Linked DNA regions of Homo sapiens: region 2 is linked to region 1. A link is a loop called in an ENCODE intact Hi-C map of the cell type or tissue named here. Cell type or tissue: PC-9. All regions are shown on one strand.

Region 1 (4,000 bases):
AGTCCTCATTCCTCTGCTGAGTACTGCTTTCCATGTTTCCACAGATGGGAAAAGTTATCTGAATCTTTAGCCTTTCTTTTACCCAATGGTGACATACATCTAAATACATGCTTAAAGCCTAGGAGAAGGAAAAAAAATAAAAGCAGTCCCTGCTCTAGGAACTTTCAAAGAGAACTTCTGGGAGACTTGGAGAAGATAAAACTGAGTATATGTAAAGGTAGGCAGCTTCTATTTTATGTCGAATGGGAACCTGTGAACAACCCCAAAGCATCTTCCCTCTTCTAAGAATTAAGGGAAGAATACACATAAACCGAAGGCAGAACCTGACAATAAGGTGGCTCCTAGGAAAGCAGATACCTGAGCAGCATTCTGAATAAAAAAGAGAAACTGGTCTCCCTGAATCGCTCTTTACTTACTGTGGTTTCCTCTTTCCCCTTTAAATCTGCAACATTTATAAGCAGAGCCTTCTCTCCTTTGCCAATAACTGAGTCTTAATAAGGCTGCTCAGGTCAAAAACAACCTCTCAACTATCTTTTTCAGTGATGAGTCCAACGCTAAGCCAAAAAGCAGCCACCTCCGAGGTGAAGGTGCCAAAAGACTGTCCCTTTTTAACTGCATATGACCCCAAACTAAGTCTCAGTTTAGAATCCCTCAGGTTCCAGAGCAGCTGACCAGATGAGCACTGGGAAAGGGGGTACTGAGATGCTAAAATCATTCCAAGACATTTAAACTCAACAGGTTCAAACTGAGTCTATCTCATGACCTCAGAGCAGTCCTAGAGACCTGAGGTCTGAATTTCTCCCTGGGGAAAGTCATGCTATTTAAAAATCTGAGAGTATCATAAATGAAATCTAGAAAAAGAAAGGGCCATGGGGATACTGCACTGTCATCATATCATGTGGCCCAAAGGCCAACAGGATATCAGTTTTGCAATGCCAAGATCACGTGTCAGGCTGCCCCAGTTCCTCATGCCCACCCCCATGCTTCCCTCGTCTACCTTGGCTCACATGCAGCCTACAGTCCTCTCTCCATCCAGCAATGCACCTCCTGCTCTCTGCAGCATAGATGAAATTTCATCTCATCCCCTTCAAAAGCTTCTTTAGACTGAGTCAGCAGATATGACCAAATAATCCTATTTGCATCACAGATCCACTCCTTTCCTGGCACACATGAAGATGAACAACTTTAGGGTTTCAGTGGGGAGCAGAGGGGTACTGTACACTTTCTGGAGCAGAGGGATGTGTGTCAGCGCTCTGCTATGCCCTTTTCTTACCCAAGGCGGGGTGAGGGAAGAGTTTCCTGCCATTTAAACCATACCACTCAGTGACTCACTCCATGAGTTCCCCCACCCTTGATACATACACATGGATAACCAAGCACATTAAGTGCTGGGTGTTCAGAATACAGCTAAACTGTCTGATTACAACCCAAAGCCTGGAAAACCTTAATCTCTGTTCCCTTTTCCTTCATGTATTCCTTCAAGATATCCCAACTCAGAGGTCGAGGCTACAGTGAGCCATGATCACGCCACTGCACTCCAGCCTGGGCAACAGAGTGAGACAGTTTCAAAAACAACAACAACAAACAAGAGAGCCCAACTCAGAGAAAGTCTCAAAAGGCTAGTTTCTCTAAGAGGCTCCCAGCCCATTGTGAAATTCTTAAGCCCAGGTCTCTAGCTGATAAGGAAGAATCTTAGGCTGGAGGCTGTATAAACAGTTGACTCAGACTGATGACTGCTCTTTTATTGAGTAAGTGTGCTGTGGTTAATAACTAAAATGCTAGGATCTTCTAGTCCTGGGAAGAGCTCAGATCAACTACCAGAAGCATCACTAGTCACCATTTGTACTACAAGCAAAAAGAAATGACTGGTTAGCTTTTGTTTCTGATATGAACACTTCTGACAGCTGCAGAGGTTTCTCAAGCCTCTAGAGAAGTAGAAAAGCCCTACTCTGATCCTTATGTCAAAGAATGTGAATGTGAACTCTTGTGTATCTCCATCTGTAAAGATCATAAGATGACATCACTAGGATGAATTGTAGCTTTCCAAGATCTCACCATCCCCATTATGGTATTCCTCTTAAATACTCAAATGTCTCCCACTGCCTTCTAGCTTATTAACAGAGTCACTGTCCTACTGTACATATGTAATTTCTTCCTCTCTCTCTCTGCCTATGCTAGATCTAATTCCTCTAAACTCAGAGTCAGCAAAATATGGTTTTTCTGTTTTGGCTTCTTTATTGGCATGATTTTATATATATACACACACACACACATATATACACACACACATATATATATACATATATATACACATATATACATATATACACATATATACATATATACACATATATACATATATATATAAAATTTTTTCCAACTTAACTGCTTTTAAGTGTACAGTTCAGTGCCATTAAGTACATTCACACTGTTGTGTAACCATGACTGCCAGCTATCTCCAGAACTTTTTCATCTGGTCCTCCTGTTTATGTAAATAAAGTTTTATTTGAACACAACCACACTAATTTGTTTGCATTTTTCTGTGATGCTTTCATGCTCCAACAACAGTTAAATAGTTAAAACACAGAGATCATATGGCTTGCAAAGTCTAAAATATTTACTCTCTGGCCCTTTACAGGAAATGGTTGCCAATCTCTGCTCTAATCTAAAATATACACTGGATTTCTACTTTAAAATAGCACTTGGCTAGCAATCACTAACATAGCCTCTCTCAATTTCCCACTCAAATACCTATCAAGATATAGAAAAAGATAAAATTCCCCAAACACTGAAAACTTAAACTGATGGCCAACTTATTACCAGGATCTGGGAGAAATCTCCATTAACAATAAGCCTAATACTGAAATGAGAAAAAACAATCTGGCCAATTCATGCAGCAGCCCACAGAAACCTAAAAGAAGATAGGAAACATTGAGTCCTTCCACAACTGTCAGCCTCATGGCTTAGAAGCCAAGAGTTCATCTAGAAACTGGCAAACCGGACATCCATTTGGACTACGTGGTTACTACTTGCAGAGGAAATCAGCAATTCTCAAAACTGGTCTACATTCACATGGAGACTCTAATTCCCCAAAATCAAAAGGGCAGAAATGGCAGAATTGGTACTGGCACACTGTGTGCTAGGAGTGGGAGCCCTCACAAGTAACACTCAGGTAGTAACACATGTGGGAGGCTGTACTGTTTCACATAGTTTATCTGGTTCAGAGCATCTGAGAACATTGTAGTAGGGGTAGACGATTCCATATGGGTCCAGCAGAACCCACTAGATGAGTAGCTGACAGACACTGTGAAACAGGTTAAAAGCTATGTGTATCAACCTGCCTGCCAACAATGGAGCTGAAAAGGGTTCTAACCAATATGAGAGAGAATCTGAGCTTGAGGATAGTCAAAGGCAATCTACATACCCTGTATTTGATGAAAGACAGATCCTTTTTTGAATATTCATAAACCATACAAAAAACCTGACCAGGCATGGTGGCTCATGCCTTTATTCCTAACACTGGGAAGCCAAGGTGGGAGTATCACTTGAGGCCAGGAGTTCAAGACTGGGCAACACCGCAAAACCCTGTTTTAATATATATATATATATATTTTTTTTAATTAGCCAAGCATGGTGGTGTTTTCCTGTAGTCCCAGCTATTTTGGAGTCAGAGGTGAGAGGAACACTTGAGCCCAGGAGTTTGAGGATTCCATGAGCTATGAACATGCCACTGCACTCCAGCCTGGGCAACAGAGCAAGACCCTGTTGCTTTACCAAAAAAAAAAAAAAAGTTCATATGAAAACCTCTGGCAGCACAAGGAAAATGCATATCACTCTGACAACTCAGAGGAAACAAAAACGTCTTAATTTTGTGTATAAACCAGAAGAAATATTTTAGAAAACTGTTTACATCCTCAATAGAATGAAAGAAAACATGGACTCTATGAAACAGGTATAGAAAGCCACTAGAATAAAACATTGAGAAGGAAAGACAACCTAG
Region 2 (4,000 bases), 320 kb before region 1:
TTTCCCTAACTGGGTTCCTCATCAAAATCACCAGTGATACTGTTAATAATATGCAGATAATTCAAGTCCTCATCTCGGACTTACTGAATCAGACTCTGAGGATTAGGAGCCACACTGCATCTGTATTTCAACAGCATTCCTGGTAATTCCATTGTACAGCCAGGTTTGGGATCTAGTGAACCAGATGACCTCAGGGTCCCTTCTGCTCCTGACAACAGGTGGTTCAATACCTCCCTCTGTACTTATGTACCATATCTCTAAGTGAGGTGCTGCCCCCTGCCCTTCTTGCTAAGTGGGAGCCCATTCTCTTATCAGGAGCCCTGAAGGCTTTAGCCATTCCTTTGTCAGATATTTAGCAGTTACCTTTGAGGACAGGACCCAGAAGGAAGGAGTACACGTATTATTGATGGGATCAGGGGAGTGAAAAAAAAAAAACAGCAGCAGCAACAACAGAAAAATGGGGGAGCTGGATCTGCCTGAAGGCCAAGACAGCCTGAGATCCTAATGGGGGCATGGAGGGCATTGACAGATTATACGTACAATACTCGAGCCTCATTTTCCCTGGTATCCTCTCTGTCTTGGCCAGACAAAACAATGCAAAGAGGTACAGCTAAGCTGGAAAACAGCCCTCTTTTTAGGTAGTGAGGTCTTTGGGCCCCTACGATTGATACCAGCAAGTGAGAATGTAAACACAACTCTCTTCACCACTGGGACCATCTGACGTCAGTCCCTTGGCTCCAGCATGTCTCAAGATAAGAGGACTGTAGGAAGCCCTGGGCCTTGACATTAGGACGCTCTAGCTTTGAGGCAAACTCTGAACTATGGTTTCTCTTCTGATAACTGGGATCCTGCCTTCTTTTGGTGATCAAAAGTCCCCGTCTCAAAAAAAAAAGTCCCCATCTCCTGCCAGTTTTATATACCCCGACTATGCTGACCTACATGCCTGACTCCAGCTGTGTGCTTGCATCCACATTCATTATTCATTATTTATAAGCACCTCAGTTAATTAGGCCAAACGGAAGCAAAACACATGGTCCTGGCCCTCACGAAGCCATCAGGCTAGCACAGTGGTGTTCAACCTTATCAGACTTAACATCCTCTCTTTTATAATAAATCTGCTTTTGCTTCACCCCTTTACTATCCTGAAATTAAATTTCTAGGTACTATAACCTACCTACACGCATAAGTTCAAAAAGATAGCTATATGTCCTGCCACATAAAGAGAAAATAAAGCAATACATAATAAAACACTATGTATTTAACTCTGTAAATGCTCACACAGGACTACATTGAATGATTAAATGAAGTAGTCAGAAGCTTGTGCCTTTATATAGAATCCCCATGAATGCAACAGTTATGGACACAAACTGATATGTTATATTGATTAATTCCAAAAGCAACATCACAATTGTTGACATGATTTCCTGAAATGGTGAATGAGTCTGTGTGATCCTCTGTAACCATGTAATCTTCCATATCTTTACAGAATAGTTGATTAAAACTGTGGGGTCGGGGCAGGGGAAGCAAAACCCTTTATGCTTAGGTATAAAACATTTATAGTAAAAGTTTAGATAATTAGAAAAGCAGTTTTCAGCTCCATGGAAGTCCAGCAGAACATTCAAAAATTATTCGGGATGCTAGACTATTTTTCATTTTGCAAGTCTGTCGTGGGCGTTGGAGAACATCTAGCATCCCCATTTCCAGTCCTCTGAATACCCTCTTGCATTTTCCAAAAGTCCCCTAGGGGGCAGTATTGTCTCAGTTGAGAGCCACCAGTCTAGTCATTCAGTTTCTGTGGAACTGGGATTTTGTCTGGTTCTTCCCAGGCTCCCAACTCCTTCACCCTTGCCTCCAAGGACTAGAGTCCCATCCTTGCTACTAGCACCTGGCAGGACTCCTAAGCCTCACCTGCTCCTGCTCAGTTCAGCTAGGCTGGGCAGGACTTCTGCTTTCACCAAAGCCAAGTGCTTCTCTAAATTGATACCTGTTGTTGCCACTCTCTTTGGGTGCCCCACTAAACTCAGCTGCAGTTGAGTTTCCTGCTCCATCCCAACAGGGTGCATTTTGCGGCATATGCCAGCTCTTCCACTCTGAACTTCCAATCTCCAGCCCCCTGACACTATGATCACCCACAGACCCAGGCCGTTGATAGTCAGTAGAACAGGTCCAACTACAGCAAGGTTTGAACTTGTGCCTCACCAGAACCCTGTGGCCTTTTGCCTTCAGCTAGATCCCCTTCTGATATTGAAACAGGAAAGAATTATCTTCTGCAAATAGAAAGAAAATGAGAGTCAGACCTTCTGTTAGGGCCCTCTTCTACCAGCCTTTAAATAGTTTTCTTGTCAGCCTCACACAGATAGCCCCAAACCATTTGAGAAGCCAGCACAGCTCCCTGCAAAGCACTGTAGCAAAAGGACTATGTACTCTGGAATCAGATGGACCTGAGTTCAAGTCCAGGGTCTATCTCATACTGCTTAAAGACAAAGAAATTCACTTAGACTCTCTGAGCTGCAGTTTGCTCACCTGGAAAAATGGCAACAATAATGAATGTCTGGAAAATGCTTAGCACAGTACCTGCCACATAGTAATCTGCTAGTAAATGGTTGTTATTTGTATTATTCTAGCAATCACATGGTATGTGCTGAAAAGTGGCTTCTGCTGACCTTACCTGTCCTATCCTATATATTTGCACTGTATCTTCTAGACCAAGGCAGAGTTTCCTGTGAGGCTCACTAGGATGAATCTGCATCCTGGGTTGAAGTTCCAACAGTGAGAAATACCAAGCTGGTAAAATCTCAAGGACTCTCTTCACCCAGCCATTGAGAATGTATTTTTATTTTTTCTATTCTGTCTCATTCCACAAAGAAAATCTTTTATGTAGCATTGAGCAAACCAGGATGGGGAAGCAGAATTAACTAGAAACTATACTTAAACAGGTTCCCACTTTCCTATAAAATTCAAGAATTGTCTGCAAAGGTGACTGGTGAAGTTGGCGGCATTGTTAATCACCTAAAGCAGCGTTTGCGCAATACCAGAGCTTTCCGAGGAAAAGGAGAAAACACAATCAATCATCCAGGTGCCAAAGAAGGCATTCAGCTCCTGTGCAGAGATGATATTAAAAAGTTACCTCAGTGCAAGCAACTAGATTAAGACAACAGACATCTTGAAGGTTCTAACCTGTTTGCTTAGCATTAAGAAATGGTGTTGAACAACCCAAAAACTATTGCATGAAACATCCACACATTCATCAATCAGTCAATATTTATGGAGCACACACTACATGCCAGGCACTATGAGAACTATAGAAAGCAGAGGAGCATAAGACTTTCCAGAACCAAAAAGAGGAATGCTTTTACACTGTTGGTGGGTGTGTAAATTAGTTCAAATATCGTGGAAGACACTGGAGATTCTTCAAGGATCTAGAACTAGAAATACCATTTGACCCAGCGATCCCATTACTGGGCATATACACAAAGGATTACAAATCATGCTGCTATAAAGACACATGCCCACCTATGTTTATTGCGGCACTATTCACAATAGCAAAGACTTGGAACCAACCCAAATGTCCATCAATGATAGACTGGATAAAGAAAATGTGGCACACATACACCATGGAATATTATGCAGCCATAAAAAAGAATGAGTTCACGTCCTTTGCAGGGACATGGATGAAGCTGGAAACCATCATTCTCAGCAAACTATCGCAAGATCAGAAAACCAAACACCGCATGTCCTCACTCATAAGTGGGAGTTGAACAATGAGAACACATGGAAGCAGAGAGGGGAACATCACACACCGGGGCCTGTGGGGCGTGGGGGGCTAGGGGAGGGATAGCATTAGGAGAAATACCTAATGTAGGTGACGGGTAGATGGGTGCAGCAAACCACCATGGCACTTGTATACCTAAGTAACCAAACTGCAAGTTCTGCACATGTAACACAGAACTTGAAGAAAAAAAAAAAACCACTTTCCAGAACCTTCCTTGAAGAACTTACT

Evidence for each region. A loop is a pair of places that touch in the nucleus more often than their neighbours do. Peaks named below come from ENCODE experiments on the same cell type or tissue, not always from the same donor. Only the 100,000 strongest peaks of a DNase experiment are listed, where the experiment ranks them.
Region 2: a loop joins it to region 1, with 5 times the contacts of the local background. A loop is called at or near these places in 2 of 110 quality-filtered maps.

The regions. Positions count from the first base shown.
Region 1 is chrX:110,084,948-110,088,947 of GRCh38, reverse strand. All of the region lies in intron 3 of TMEM164 (transmembrane protein 164), which reads right to left. Among named protein-coding and RNA genes, the nearest start is that of MIR3978, 4.8 kb to the right of the region's middle. In PC-9, no CTCF peak of the experiment used is centred here; DNase peaks (open chromatin) are centred at 1,227, 1,727 and 2,517; H3K4me3 peaks cover 1,656 bases; H3K27ac peaks cover 3,528 bases.
Region 2 is chrX:110,406,082-110,410,081 of GRCh38, reverse strand. All of the region lies in intron 1 of RTL9 (retrotransposon Gag like 9), which reads right to left. It also overlaps a transcript of AMMECR1 not described here. Among named protein-coding and RNA genes, the nearest start is that of RTL9, 49 kb to the right of the region's middle. RefSeq lists an enhancer at 2,005-2,054. In PC-9, CTCF peaks have their summits at 1,562 and 1,761 (motif pointing right); DNase peaks (open chromatin) are centred at 1,771 and 3,121; H3K27ac peaks cover 552 bases.